Linked DNA regions of Homo sapiens: region 1 is linked to region 2. A link is a contact called in ENCODE Hi-C or POLR2A ChIA-PET data. All regions are on one chromosome and are shown on one strand. The core of a region is the stretch at or near the end of the contact, and the rest is flanking DNA. Distances in the headings are between cores, read along the strand shown.

Region 1 (4,108 bases), core at 213-2,712, 420 kb after region 2:
TAAAAGGGTATAGTAAAACTGACACAGATAGTTCTATGGAGAGAGTATCACCTAGTACTTGCTGTAGTGAAAATAATCAAGAAGACTGTGATCTTGCAAATAGTGGACCACTTCAAAATGAAAAATCCTCACCTGGTGAAATAGTGGAAGAAAGAGCAACAGTAACGAAAAAAGCCTTTGGGAAACAAAAAAGCAAATCGACTTTGGAAAAGTTCCCAAGACATGAGCTATCAAATTTTGTTGGTGACTGGCCAGTTGATAAGACTATTGGTCAGAGGACAAAAAGGAACAGAAAAACTGAAAAAACTTCATCCGTACAAAGCGACAAAAAGTATAATTACCCTCAGTCACACAAATTAGTTAACAGTGTATCTGTGAATACAGATTGTGTCCAGCAACGAGGATCTCCACATGAAAGTGTAGAGGATGGCAGAAAGTCACAGTGTGATGATGCTTCAGAGCCACTCAATAGCTATAAATATGATGCTTATAAAAATATTGACAAAAACTCATTCAACATTATGGGTGACTGGCCTTCATCTGATTCTTTAGCTCAGAGGGAACACAGATCAAGAATGCCAAAGACTGGTTTAAGTGAGCCCAACCTAGAAATTGGAACAAATGACAAAATGAATGAAATATCCTTATCTACAGCACATGAGGCCTGTTGGGGCACAAGCTCTCAAAAACTAAAGACATTGGGTAGCTCCAATCTAGGAAGTTCTGAAATGCTGCTCAGTGAAATGACCTGTGAGAGTCAGACTTGTCTAAGTAAAAAGAGTCATGGGCAACACACATCGTTGCCTCTTACTTTTACCAATAGTGCACCAACTGTTTCTGGAGTAGTAGAACCACAAACGTTAGCTGAATGTCAAGAGCAAATGCCTAAGAGAGACCCTGGAAAAGAAGTAGGCATGTGCACCCAGACTGAACCACAGGATTTTGCTCTTTTATGGAAAATAGAAAAGAATAAAATTAGCATTTCAGATTCTATCAAAGTATTAACAGGAAGATTAGATGGATTTAAGCCGAAAGTTTTCAATATTAACACAAAATCAGACGTTCAAGAAGCAATTCCATATAGAGTAATGTATGATAAAAGCACGTTTGTTGAAGAAAGTGAGCTTACCAGTGCAGATGAATCTGAAAATCTTAACATTCTTTGTAAACTGTTTGGATCCTTTTCATTAGAAGCCCTGAAAGACTTATATGAGAGGTGCAATAAAGATATTATTTGGGCCACAAGCCTTTTGTTGGATTCTGAAACTAAGTTATGTGAGGATACAGAGTTTGAGAATTTCCAAAAATCGTGTGATGGATCACAAATTGGGCCTTTTTCTCTGGGGTTGAATTTGAAAGAAATTATTAGCCAAAGAGGAACTTTAGAGAATTCTAATTCTCCTGTGCCAGAGTTTAGCCATGGGATTGGTATTAGTAACGCTGACTCACAGTCTACTTGTGATGCAGAAAGAGGAAACTCAGAGCAGGCGGAAATGAGAGCTGTCACTCCTGAAAACCATGAATCGATGACAAGTATATTTCCCAGTGCTGCTGTGGGTCTAAAGAATAATAATGACATACTTCCTAACAGCCAGGAAGAACTTTTATATAGCAGTAAGCAGTCCTTTCCAGGTATTCTAAAAGCTACTACTCCTAAAGATATGAGTGAAACAGAAAAAAACCTAGTAGTCACAGAGACTGGAGACAACATACATTCTCCTTCACATTTCTCTGATATTTTTAACTTTGTATCTAGTACTTCAAATCTTGAATTAAATGAAGAAATTTATTTTACTGATTCTCTTGAAATAAAGAGAAATGAAAATTTTCCAAAGGATTATGTGAAATTTTCAGATGAAGAAGAATTTATGAATGAAGATGAGAAGGAAATGAAGGAAATTCTAATGGCAGGAAGTAGTTTATCAGCTGGAGTTAGTGGGGAAGATAAAACCGAGATATTGAATCCCACTCCAGCGATGGCCAAATCTCTGACCATAGACTGTCTGGAATTGGCATTACCCCCTGAACTGGCTTTTCAACTTAATGAATTATTTGGTCCTGTTGGTATTGATTCAGGTAAGGAAAAAGTAAATGACCATGTGTGTGTCTTTGTGTGACTAGACTACAGAGGGTTCTATTTTGTATTTTTTTTTTTTCTGAGATGGAGTCTCGCTCTGTTGCCCAGGCTGGAGTGCAGTGCCTCAATCTTGGCTCACTGCAACCTCTGCCTCCCAGGTTCAAGTGATTCTCCTGCCTCAGCCTCCAGAGTAGCTGGGATTATAGGCATGTGCCACCGTACCTGGCTAGAGAGTTCTATTTTGATTGTAAAATTATATTCTATGTTAACTGAAATGCAAAAGTAATTTTATGTTGCCTAACTTCACATAGTGCCTTATTTTTGACACATTTCTGGAGGACTTTAAAAAATACAATAGGAAGAAATAGAGAATATTTATATGGAGTTTGTATTTATCCCATACATAGTTTGAACGTTTTCTCTGGTATTTACTTCACACTTAATTGTACGGATGAACCTTTTAAAATCCTTTGGTGCTACTCCAGATACATTTAAGACAAGATTAATTTTTTAGAACATATTTATTGAAAAGTCTTGACTAATAGAAATGAATAAAGTAAACATATTTAGACTCATGGAAAGGAATAACTTAGATTTACTGTGAAGCTTTGTATAACTGCAGTAGTCAAGAAGTGTGAAGACAGTAACATAGCATATAACATAAATAGAAATACTCTAAGATTTAGTAAATAGAAGCATAAGTTAGGAATTAATAGTACAAGTTAGTTTTGTGATGCATAAGGTGGTTTAGTATGTTTTCTGCAAATATATAATGAGTAATGATTACATTTTCTTCCCTCCCCCTTCCCCCACAAGGGTCTCTAACAGTTGAAGATTGTGTGGTTCATATAGATCTGAATCTGGCGAAAGTGATTCATGAGAAATGGAAAGAATCTGTAATGGTTGGTAGGCTTCTTTTTATAAAGAGCTCCTTTTTTGTCCATTTTGAACCTTTGAATTTCAGTGAAATCTACCACATAATATTAAGGAGTTCTATTGAATTTTGGCTTTGAGATGGAAGAGTTCTATTGAATTTTGACTTTGAGAGAGAATGAACTTGTACCATTTAACAGATTACTGTCTTTTTTTTTCTCTCTTTTCAGTAGTTTAAGTATTTCCAGACAGCCAAATTATATAATTAGCGATGGAGCTCATTGTAATTGTTGATTTTTTTTATATCTTTTTTCTATTTTAGAGACAGTGTCTAGCTCTGTTGCCCTGGTTGAGTGCAGTGGCACAATCATAGCTCACTGCAGCCTTGAACTACTGGGCACATGATCCTCCTGCCTTAGCCTCCAGAGTAGGTAGGACTATACAGGTGCCTGCCACCACACCTAGGTAATTTTTTTTTTTTTGTAGAGGCAAGGTCTCACTATGTTGCCCAGGTTGGTTTTGAATTCCTGGCTTTAAGTGATCCTCCTGCCTTGGCCTCCCAAAGTGTTGGGATTATAGGCATGAGCCACTGTGCCTGACCTGTTTTTTTTTTAAGAAAATAATTATAAACAGTGAGTTTTTCACTCCCAGAATTAAAGACTTCAATGCTGATTGGTTAAATTTCAAAGACAGTTCTTAATTTATTTAAAAATTTTTTTCAGACCATTCTTCATAACAAGAAATTTTTTTTTTTAAATGCAGTATTTTTACCATTCTAGAAGTGGAAAAAATATGTAGCTGTAGTCATACTTCATAATTTTTATTATCTAACTTTATTGTTTTACTTAGATTGAGTAAGAATGGTTTACAGTTATACAAGGAGAAATGATTTCTAGAGAAAAATAATATAACCTTGTATCCTTGTTTACTAATGCACTCCCTGTTTGCCAATCTCTTGCCTGGCTTTTGTGTTTAGGAGCGACAAAGACAAGAAGAGGTGTCTTGTGGCAAGTTTATGCAAGGTAAAGCACATGTTTTTATTTCTAATGTCTTAATGTTGAAATTTGGTGTGTGTGTTTGAATTTTAACTCATTCTAAATTACTTCCACAAAATACGGTACCCACAAATTTTGATTTGCAAATAAAAGTTTTATTTAT
Region 2 (4,123 bases), core at 94-2,593:
ATTACAGGCGTGAGCCACCGCACCTGGCCCAGAAACCACTTTCAAACTTACTTTCCACTTAAAATATTTTATACTTTTTGTTTTGTTTTGTTTTGTTTGAGACAGAATCTTGCACTGTGGCCCAGGCTGGAGTGCAGTGGCGCGATCTCGCTCACTGCAACCTCCGACCCCCAGGTTCAAGCGATGTTCCTGCCTCAGCCTCCAGAATAGCTGGGATTACAGGTGCCTGCCACCACACCTGGCTGATTTTTGTATTTTTAGTAGAGATGGGGTTTCACCATGTTGGCCAGACTGGTCTCGGACTCCTGACCTCAAGCGATCCGCCGCGCCAGCAAAAACGTTTTAGTCTTATCTGTACTCATTTACTCATTCAATATTTATTGAGTGCCTACTATCACCAGGCACCTTTGAGGCCTAGGTTTACAGAAATAAGGCTCCCCCTCCCCCACCCCGAGTCCCCTGAAGGGTACTGTAATTGTTTCCATTTCTCCAATTTTCACTTTAATATATGTGAATTTTCACATGCTTCATTCAGTTCAGTGGTTCTCATAATGTGGTCCCGGAACCAGCACCAACAGCAGCAGCAACTGGGAGACTTGTTAGAAGCGCAGTCTTAGGCCCACCCTACACTCTAGGGATGGGCATAGGAGTGTGTGTGTGTGTGTGTGTGTGTGTGTGTGAGAGAGAGAGAGAGAGAGAGAGAGAGATTGTGTGTGTGTGTCAAGCTCGGTATTAAATAGGTCAAAGAGCAACATCTGGCTTCTAAACCCACCCTCAGGCCTCTCCACCGAGTACCTGTCTCAAACCCAATCTGATCCAACAATAACCAGCCTTAATTCAATAATCTGTGCTACCTGAGATGATGGGAATAATCGTGGTACTATAAATGTTGCAGAACAAAAACGACTGCAGTAGATTTTCTGGGGCTACACCAACTGAAAATGGGCCGGACCGAGATCCGGGAGAGCGTTTTCCTGCGCTAGACACGGCGTTCAGCCTCCGGGTTCCGGGTCTAGCTGAGTCAGGGCGGCGTTCCAGCCGAGTGCGGCGTCGGAAACCCGTTCGGTTGCGCCCGAACCTTCGGTCAGAGGCCAGCGCTGGAAGCCCAGACCACAGCACCCGGGTTTAAACAGGAGCGGAGGCGCCGGGAAGGGCCGGGGGGGCCGGCTAGGGCCGGCCAGCTTGGAAGCCGCACCCTCGCGGCCCCAGACGCCGGCAGGGCGGAGCCACGCGGCCGCAGCCCCAGCCGAGACGCGAGCTCGTGGCTCGGGCGTATGGGGGCTCCAACGGGAGCGGCTGCGCCGCCCGGCCGGGTCAACGTCGTGCGCATGCGCCGACCCGGCGCCATTTTGGTGGCCGGGCGCGGAGGTGATTCCACACTGAGGCGAGCGCGGCGGCCGGGGTGGTAGTGGCAGTGTTCGTGTGCTCAGGTCTGAATCGCCGAGGGAGGAGGCGGTGGAGGAAGAGGTGGCGGCGGTGGCGGTGGTCGTAGCGGTGGCGGAGGAGGCGGGTACGAATCAGCTGCGGGCGGAGACATGGCCAACATCGCGGTGCAGCGAATCAAGCGGGAGTTCAAGGAGGTGCTGAAGAGCGAGGAGGTCAGAAATGAACTCCCGGATATCCCCCACCTCTGCCTGGGGCGGGAGGGTCCTCCCAGCTGCGACCCCGATATCCCCGGTAGTCCCTGGGTGGTCCTCCTTGCGGCCGCCCTTCTGCCTGTGAGGAAGCAGCAGTGTTCCCCTCCTCCTTCCGCCGCCTTCCCCTCCCCTCCCAGAGCGCTAGGATGGACGGTCTCGCGGGCGGGTGGTCTGGGGTGGAACATGGTTTGGGGAGGTGATGGACAGGGGGCAACTCCTCGGAGGGATGGAAGCTCACAAGAGAACCCGAGGCGGTGGCCGCAGCTGGAAATGTGGCTGTGGGGTGGGGAGGGAGCAGGCCGAGCCTGAGAAAACCCGGGAAGTGGGTTGGGGGAAGGGGAAAGGTGGTAACTGGATCCCAAGAGCAGTGCTGCTCGAAGGCCCACACTTTTGAGGGTATTCGGGGTTATTGCCTGTCAGGCCTTCACTGTTCTTTTCTTGGGGAAGGAGCAGTGAGTCCTTAGGTATTGATTAAAAAGGAAGGACATTCAGAGTTAGTCCTTCTTAGTTGGGTGTTAGGAGTCAAAGGGAGACATAATAGAATACTGTCTTATTTGGTGGCAGGGGTAAGGGAATTTTCACCTGAGTTAGCAAGTTAATTCCAAATAAGATAATTATCTCTTTTCCACTTAACCCCCAAATTCCTAGGCCTCATCTTTATTGACATCTCAATCTTTTGAGTGGGCAAAGGCAAGGTGTTTGGTGTATTAAAGACATGTAAATATTTTTAGTTAGGAAACAAATAATGGAATGTATGAGTAGCTTATTTCAAAATATTGTTTACAAGTTACAGATCAGAGAGACTGTCTTAAGACAGTGCCTCTGTGACTCGTGTTGTGCCACGAAACTTCATTATGATGTCCCTCATAGTTAACTTGATTCTTACTTTTGAAAAGCAGACCTATTAAAAATGTGAAATTTCACCAGATTAATACATTGTTTCATCTCCTTATTGAGATTTATCACGACTTAACAGATTTTCAAAAAAGTTGCCTCCCGTTGCTCTTAAGTCCTGCAGAATTTAGATACATTTGTACTACGTTTATTTATGTAAGATATTCACAGTGCTCTAGTAATTTGACTCAAAATTATGCAAGTATTAGTACAGTTTCTCATACCAAGATCAACAAGAATGCCAGATTGTCTTCCCCACATGAATTAAACAAAAAGTAATACAGAAAATGATTATTTTCAAGATTCACATACCATTATTGAATATATCATTGCTATTTGTGTTTTTCTTTTACAGTTAGTACTTTAATAGTGTCAATAATAATTTGTGAAATTCAGCATTCTAAGTATGTGATGAGTATACATGGAGAAAAAATTATTTAAAATTCAAAAATGACAACAGACTTATTGAAAGTAGTATATAAGTCATGGTCGGTTTTACAGAGCATGTGTATGAACTCTGACCTCTATGTTTGTTCATATGCCAAAACTCTGAATGGAAGGATGACTTTGTATTTTGTGGTACAATGCAGAAATAGAGTCATAAGTGTCTGTACTGATACAATGAAACAGCAATTTTAACTTATTTAATATGAAAATGTATTCCAGGTTAGTTGACATATATACTCCTAATGAAAGCAGTTGTTGTTGCCAACAACTGAAAACATTTCTTGTTTAATAAGGTTGTACAAGCCTGAAACTTAATAGACTTTTAATGCTTTATTTTCTGTTACTTACGGTAACAGAAACAGTAAGTTACTGCTCTGGTAATTAATGTGGTCTCTTTGCTTTTTATGAGCTGACTTTTCACCGTGGTATTCTTAGTACTAAGTTGAAGATTACCAGAAATACTTGTATTGCTCTCTAGTAATGCATATTAAAAAAACACTGCTCTTTATACGTAAGGGATGTTGAAGCCTTACTTCAGATAAGCATCAAAAGTGTTTCAGAAGAAGAAAACAGGAAATGCAAACAGACAGGTTTTTTGTTGTTTTTGTTGTTTGTTTGTTTTGTTTTGTTTTGTTTAGAACAGTACCTGTATAAATATGGAAGGAAACTTCTGGGAAAATAAGTTGGAAAGAACATTTAGGAAAGGGTCACATCATTTAATCTTGGAATAAATATAACCAATAAATAGCTTATTTTCACCAGTATTTTTTGATATTTTAGTAGCCCCAGTTCTATAAGTGTATTGTTATTTTCAACTCATTGAAGACTTGTAGTATAGTCCATGTGTTTCCTTTTTAAGGGTGTAAATACAGTCTTTTGAATGGCTGATCAAATAAATGTTTCATCATGTCACTTTTTTGGTAAATCAGCACTTTACCGAAGTTTATTTCATGTGTTTGTATGCTTGTGTTTACTAAGAACACTGGTTGATTTAAGGACTTTTTGGGGTGGCCTTATAAGAGCCTTTGTAAAGATAGCTGACGCTTACTGGATTCTGGTTATGAGAGATTATAAGTGGCCGTTCTTAGAGTGTGTTAAAATACAGCCAACAAGATAAATGTGAAAAAGCAAGGTGCAGAATAGTG

Evidence for each region. Hi-C counts contacts between places; a loop is a spot of excess contacts on that map. ChIA-PET counts read pairs that join two places held with the same protein, here RNA polymerase II (POLR2A). Pooled maps may share reads with other maps.
Region 1: a map of naive thymus-derived CD4-positive, alpha-beta T cell shows a loop between it and region 2 (4-fold over the local background). The contact joins the enhancer-like site here to the promoter of UBE2K in region 2. A Hi-C loop is called at or near these places in 1 of 168 maps with a recorded cell type or tissue (naive thymus-derived CD4-positive, alpha-beta T cell) and 6 of 50 pooled maps. POLR2A ChIA-PET finds 5 or more read pairs at or near these places in 1 of 52 experiments (activated CD8-positive, alpha-beta memory T cell).

The regions. Positions count from the first base shown.
Region 1 is chr4:40,120,234-40,124,341 of GRCh38, forward strand. N4BP2 (NEDD4 binding protein 2) reads left to right here. Exons shown (of 18, transcript NM_018177.6): 9 at 1-2,076; 10 at 2,894-2,979; 11 at 3,927-3,972. Among named protein-coding and RNA genes, the nearest start is that of N4BP2, 65 kb to the left of the region's middle. Within about 2 kb of position 1,463, at least 4 of the 41 ENCODE cell types and tissues checked have a DNase peak (open chromatin) inside an H3K27ac peak, as active enhancers do.
Region 2 is chr4:39,696,793-39,700,915 of GRCh38, forward strand. UBE2K (ubiquitin conjugating enzyme E2 K) reads left to right here and starts at 1,344. Exons shown (of 7, transcript NM_005339.5): 1 at 1,344-1,598. The coding sequence starts at 1,536. RefSeq lists an enhancer at 898-957 and a silencer at 1,038-1,327.